Linked DNA regions of Homo sapiens: region 1 is linked to region 2. Evidence: chromatin contacts called from ENCODE Hi-C data. All regions are on one chromosome and are shown on one strand. Each heading gives the region's core, a stretch centred on a gene start or an enhancer-like site at or near the end of the contact. The rest is flanking DNA. Distances are from core to core; before and after follow the strand shown. Region 1 overlaps RBMS3 (RNA binding motif single stranded interacting protein 3). Region 2 overlaps RBMS3 (RNA binding motif single stranded interacting protein 3).

Evidence for each region. A loop is a pair of places that touch in the nucleus more often than their neighbours do. Pooled maps may share reads with other maps.
Region 1: a map of endothelial cell of umbilical vein shows a loop between it and region 2 (8-fold over the local background). The contact joins two enhancer-like sites. A Hi-C loop is called at or near these places in 27 of 168 maps with a recorded cell type or tissue (Calu3, PC-3, Right ventricle myocardium inferior and 15 more) and 24 of 50 pooled maps.

Annotation. Positions count from the first base shown.
Region 1 is chr3:29,757,761-29,760,896 of GRCh38, reverse strand. All of the region lies in intron 5 of RBMS3 (RNA binding motif single stranded interacting protein 3), which reads right to left. Among named protein-coding and RNA genes, the nearest start is that of RBMS3-AS2, 120 kb to the right of the region's middle. Within about 2 kb of position 1,341, at least 12 of the 41 ENCODE cell types and tissues checked have a DNase peak (open chromatin) inside an H3K27ac peak, as active enhancers do; they include ascending aorta, endothelial cell of umbilical vein, gastrocnemius medialis and 2 more, where a contact is called at or near this core.
Region 2 is chr3:29,523,667-29,527,184 of GRCh38, reverse strand. All of the region lies in intron 3 of RBMS3 (RNA binding motif single stranded interacting protein 3), which reads right to left. Among named protein-coding and RNA genes, the nearest start is that of RBMS3-AS2, 120 kb to the left of the region's middle. Within about 2 kb of position 1,749, at least 14 of the 41 ENCODE cell types and tissues checked have a DNase peak (open chromatin) inside an H3K27ac peak, as active enhancers do; they include ascending aorta, endothelial cell of umbilical vein, gastrocnemius medialis and 2 more, where a contact is called at or near this core.

The DNA of each region.
Region 1 (3,136 bases), core at 92-2,591, 230 kb before region 2:
AAACTCTTTATGCAATTTTAATAGATAAAAATAAAAACAAAAACAGCATTTTGTTTACTACTCACTCACAAGTTCCCCTATATCAGAAGATGTTTGGATAAGAAAGGCAAGCGGAATCTTTCCTCATTCTAAATATTTAGGAACAGCTAAGTACAATTTTCCTAACTCTTTCAAGTTTCCTTTCCAGTGGAACCTTTTACTGTAAGTCTTTCAATTTTTTTATCTTTTTTTTTTTTTAAGTAGAAAATTTCCATTTCCAGGAAGAAAAGAATTCTAACTCTGTTCTTTCTCTCTTCCCACAGGATCCACTATTGTCTCTTTGGGAAAATAACCTTCTCTCCTAGCAGAGACATGAATGGGAGAGGAAATGTAAGCCCTTAATTACTACAGATGTTACTTTATGGAATTTTTATTCCAGGAGAGCTACAAAATGCAAAGTTTATGCCTCAGAGCCCCCTCCCTGTTCAATCTCTCTCTGGGTACTCATCTGGATAAAAGGCAGTTAAGAATCTAAAGCTTGCTTGCAAGAGTCCTACAAATCAAATCCTTTGTCTTAAAATGGCATGGAATTATAAATGAAGACTAATACTAGGGGTGTGTGTGTGTGTGTAGGGGTGTGTGTGTGTATGTGTGTGTGTGTGTGTTTATTCTACATAATACATTTTAGGGAATAGAGAGGAAGCTAAAAAAGAAAATCAAGTGGCTAACCCACTCCACCCACTTAAAATATTTTTGTTCTGTTTGAAAGCCTCAAGTCCTCCCTTCTGCATTCTAAGTGTGATCATCTTTTCTTAACACTGTTTTACAGCCATATCAAGCTGGATGGGGGCTGTTTCTATGAACACAAAGACAGCAGAGTAGATTGTTCACTTTGGGTTCATTCAGATTTAACTAAGTGAATGTCTGCTGTGAGCCTTTAGAGACTCCCGTCTCTGAAAGAATAAATGCAATAAAAGTCTGTTTTCTGTAGCTGCCGGCGCTTAGTGTCAAACCATGTTACGCTGCACCACCCAGCAGTGACAATTCCATTTTAATACACGGGGCACATTTTAACAAGGCAAAGCAGTCCCAGCAAAGATGGCAATATAGGAGCTGCCAAGGGGAAAAGGCTCAGTGTTCCTCATGCATTTTACGTGGAAGCAGAACAAAAGTGAGACTGAGACCCAGAAAGCTCTGGGGGGGGAGGAAAGAGACTATATTTGAATAGCCATCTTAGGAAGAATGTGCCCATTTTCTTCTCAAGTTTCACAATTAACCTCTCTGAAATGCCAGCTCAAGCTGTCTGGAATCTGGCACACGCTTCAGTTGAAACTGACACTAGCATTATCAAGTGAGTCTGAAAAGACAGCACACCAGACACAGCTGCCTTTATATGTCCCTTTCAGATGGGCCACTGAATCACTACAACTGCATCTATTCTTCCTAGGCGGTACCTGAAACCCCTTGCGTCCCTCAGAACAGCTTGAGTGCCAGGCCAACCATTCACCTGACAATACATTAATTAGGATCTTACAAGGCTCTAATCATTGTATAAAGCTTCAGGGTTTTCTGTTAGGTCTGATGTTTAAATATAAATACACATTAAAGGTCCTGTTTGACATTCTTTCTTGTCTCAGTACCTAGGACACTGGCTTCAGTTATTTGAAACACACCACAGAATTGTGCTTCTTCTTCCTTTTTTTTTTCAAACAGCTACTAAGAGGAGCTAGTTTAACAGCCGATACAATTCCCACAGGCAAATTACGTCAGATGAGAGGCTGATCCAATATTAGTAGAATGTTCTGGGTCAGACTTAACATGCAGAGGTAGAAACGTACTTTGCAAAACCATTTGCAGCCTACCTCTGTCACCTCCATAGAGAATCACACAGTTTATGGTCTTAAAGCAGTAAGCATTATTAACCATGTATTTAAAACAAACCCATCCTGTCATTTATTATGGTTAATTAGAGGTTTCCAGTATTGTGAAATGTTTGTGGTTTTGCAATCACAGGCTCTGTACAAATTATTGGCAACTTAGAGTATCTAACGTTGTAAGCCAGTCATCCTCATTTCTGGTAAGATTTACGTATGCACAGGGTCAACATTAAACTATTTTTTAAAGTACTAAACTCTGCACTGCTTCTGACATTTCAAAAACAAATTATGTCATTTCCTTCTTAATCCATTGTAACGGAAGGAATAAAATAGTGAGTTCCAGAAACAAAGATGAATGAATGCGATGAATTTTCTTCTCAGTTTTTGCAATTTGTTTTCTTCCTGCCAGGCACCTGACATTCTTAGGATACAAGTGTCTTAAGTACCAAACAGTGAAGCAGAGAGGCCTCCCTTACATGCCCTTTTGTAGAAACCAGAAATTTTGAGGGTATCTTGCTCAGCATTACAACACATTCCTCTTAGGAAATGAAACTGTGGATGACAATATTTGACTAATGAAAACACATTCCAGAGTTTGAGAGTCACATAATTTCAAGACTCAGATATCAACTTCTATATTGTACAGATGAAGAAAGTAACACTAGAAGACTGTGATTGGCTTCCCTAAAAACTAGTTAGTGGATGAGCCTGGAATAGAACTGTTGTCTCATGACTTTGAATTGAGACTATTTATTTGCAAGAGATGCAGCTCCATTGCTGGCCTCATGTCATCCCTCCTGATTTTCTCTACTGACTGATGTACTTCAATCTGTTCAAGAGTAGGATGGGTCCTGCTAGCTCCACTCTACCCAGCCACTATTACTTCAAGAAGTTGTTTTCAAAAATGGAATATAACCTGATATGAGATGTCAAGGGTGTTTCACCTCTGTGGTATTCTCTCCCAAAACCCATGAAAACTAGGGGTCTTATCATGAGAAAAACAGCTGACAAACTCAGATCTAGAGACATTCAGAATACCTGGCCAGTACTACTCCAACAAACAAAGTCTAAGAAATTATCGCAGATCAGAGCAGGCTGATGAGACAGGACAGCTAAACACAATATAGTAACTGGATTGGATCCTGGAACAGAAAGAAAATGTTAATAAAAAAGTTGGCAAAATCCAAATAGAGTCTGGAGTTTAGTTAATAGTAATATACCAATGTCAGTTTCTTAATTTTGACAAATGTGCCATGGTAATTTAAGGTGTTGTTAATGGG
Region 2 (3,518 bases), core at 500-2,999:
TTTACTCTACCTAACAATCACGTCTGAAACCCTATTGTCACTCGTTGGGTCCTCCTAGATATCATGGCCTGGTAGACACCAAGAGAACGCTTTTAAATATTTCAGAATCAGCACAGTAGATCTCTGTTCTACAATTTTAAATAGCCCCTGCACTTTTTTACAACACATATAATAAACTGACAAGTTGGTAACTAGAGTCCATTAATAAAATAGGAATGGTCACGTTGAAAAGTTTGGAAGCCAGGCAAAGCAGAGAATGGCTGAAAATAAATGCTTAGCATGAAAAGAGATAAAGGGAGGGGTGAGGGAAGAGTAAGCAACAGGCAATGAAAGAGACATGAGAGAGAAAGAGAAAGAGAGGGAGGAATTGGAGGTGAGGAGTTGGGAAACGTTATCTATCTTTAAATATTAGATGGGTCATATTAGACTTATTCCATTTGCTCTAAAGAGATGAAATAAAGACTAAGTGTAGAAATTATAAGTAGGCAGAGTTTAGCTGTCCAGCAAATTTTACACCAGTGGCATCTCTATTATTGGGAGTATTAAAAAGAGGCTCTAAAATCCCTCTCAGAATTGCTTAGAAGACCAGATGTGGGCCAGATCACTGCTTCTCAAACTTTTTTTTTTTTTTTTTTTTTTTTTTTTTTTTTTTTTTTTTTTTTTTGAGATGGAGTCTCGCTCTGTCGTCCAGGCTGGAGTGCAGTGGCGCGATCTCGGCTCACTGAAAGCTCTGCCTCCCGGGTTCACGCCATTCTCCTGCCTCAGCCTCCTGAGTAGCTGGGACTACAGGCACCCACCACCACGCCCGGCTAATTTTTTGTATTTTTTAGTAGAGACGGGGTTTCACCGTGTTAGCCAGGATGTTCTCGATCTCCTGACCTCGTGATCCACCTGCCTCGGCCTCCCAAAGTGCTGGGATTACAGGCGTGAGCCACCGCGCCCGACCCCTGCTTCTCAAACTTTACCTTGCTCGTGAAACAAGAAGGGATCTTATTAAAATTCAGATCTACATCAGCACTTATGGGCTGGAGCCTAAGATTGAGCATTTTCAACAAGCTCCCAGATGATGCCCAGGCTGTCCCTCTATAGACCACATTTTGAGCGGTTAGAGACTCCCTTAAGGTGCCTTCTCACTGGAAATATTAAAGTATTTCCTCAGGTAGGTAGTAGAACAAAAGAAGTGAAGGAAATCACAAGAGTCAGCGACACTACATGCTTAAATTTCATTGATAAAATGGCTAAACCATCCTGTCTTTTTAGAGGCAGAAAATCGCTGGAAAACAACACTTCAGAGATAATAGCATAAGCACTGAGATAATGATACTAAAATGCCCTCAAAGAAAATTGGCAGCAGTTCCAGATTCATACCCAGTGTAGACAACTGTGAGGAGCTTGAAACTGAATGTAACCCCTAATACTGAAATTGAACCCTGCTAGCTAATAGCATGTTCACACAAGCCTGTGTTTAGGGAACAAAGATTGAAGATTGAAGAACTCAATGAGACAAGGATCTGAATATATTGTACTATTGAGCCATAGTGGGAGTGGAATTACAAACCAATACACTGAGCTTTTCTGTGTTCCTATTGACCTTTGGACTCAAGGAAACCCAAAAAGGAAAGAGAACTGGCATCTGAGTTGCATACCATGCTACTTTTAATAAGCTGCAAGATTTGCTGCCCTTGAAAACACTGCTCCCTATTCTGTGCAAACAGCTTGATGGAGGGCCAGCTGAAGGGATGTCACTCGGTCAACAGGAAGTGAGTGTGGACAAAAGGTCCAAGTTTAGGAATGCCTCTCTGGATTTTATTTTGATACAGAGCCTAGTCAAACTTGGTTCTTGTGGCCAGAGCCAGAATAAAAAAATGTGCTCACAGGCTAACCATGGCCTTTTTATTTTTATTTTTTCATTTTTAAAGGCATAGTCCCTAATAACACAATCATATGCAGAACCCAACTAGAAGAAAGCTGGAATACAAGAGAGGGGCATGAATTTCTTAAATGTTCTTTCCCAGTTACATTTAAAATGTTTGTTAATGTTTTTCCTCACTAAAGGAAAAAAAGGTAAATGTATTTCAGATGCTTTACTTTGCTCTCTGTGGCCTGAAGAGGTCTTTTTTCTCTTTCTTTAGAGACAACGTCTTACTCCGCAGCCCAGACTAGAGTGCGGTCCCATGATCATAGCTCACCGCACCCTAGAACTCCTGGGCTCAAGCAATCCTGCCTTAGCCCCCTGAACAACTGGGACCACAGATGCATGCCACCACCATGCCAGCTAATTAAAAAAAATTTTTTTTAGAGACAATGTCTCACTATGTTCTCCTGGCTAGTCCAAAACTGCTAGGCTCAAGCAACCCACCCACCTCAGCCTCCCAAAGTGCTGGGATTACAGCATTAACCACCACACCCAGCCTCTCAAGAGGTCATTTTTTCAGAATGTAGGCTGGTCGTGATGGCTCATGCCTGTAATCCCAGCACTTTGTGAGGCCAAGGAGGGCAGATCACCTGAGCTCAGGAGTTCAAGACCAGCCTGGCCAACATTGCGAAACCCTGCCTCTACTAAAAAAAATAAATAAATAAAATGCAAAAGTTGGCTGGGCGCAGTGGTTCGCACCTGTAATCCCAGCTATTCAGGAGGCTGAGGCAGGAGAATAGCTTGAAACCGGGAGGCGGAGATTGTGGTAAACCGAGATCGCACCACTGCGCTCCAGCCTGGGAGACAGAGCAAAACTCCGTCTCCAAAAAAAAAAAAAAAAAAAAAAAAAAAAATGTAAAGGGAGTCACTCATATCTTCCAGGTTAAAGTGTTTTATGAAATCAGTGTACAGTGTGTACATAAAAAAGCATCATCAGTTCTCAGGCATCATAAGGAAAAGCTGCATTTCCCTCATCACAGCATGATTTCATGTTATGGGGTATTGAGTTTCACTGAAACCTCTGTAAGTTTTGTAGTTAGACAGATACCAGTTCAAATCCCCTTTCTGCGACTTACTGGTTGAGGTATATGAACCTGTTTCTTCATCTTGAAATTTGACATGGTAATAGTTGGAAAAAGAACTGGGTAACAAAAAAGGATACAAAGTAAGTGAATTGGAAAATTTTATCAGGAAGCTCATAGGGTTGTACTGGGCATTTAAAAGAGATTATGGGCTGGGCGCAGGGGCTCATACCCATAATCTCAGCACTTTTGGGAGGCTGAGCTAGAAGGATTGCTTGTGGCCAGGAGTTCAAGACCAGCCTGGGCAACATACGGGGACCTCATCTCTACAAAAAAAAATTTAAAATTAGCCTGGATTTGTGGCAAATTTCTGTAATCCCAGCTACTCAGGAGGCTGAGGTGGGAGGATTGCTTGAGCTGGACAGGTAGAGGCTGCAGTGAGCTATGATTATGTCACTGCACTCCAGCCCGGGCAACAAAGTGAGACCCTGTCTCAACTATTAAAAGGCAAAAAAGAAAAAAAGAGATCATCTATGTAAAACTTTCAAAGTCTAGTAAGCCATCAATAGCAGACTGACAAC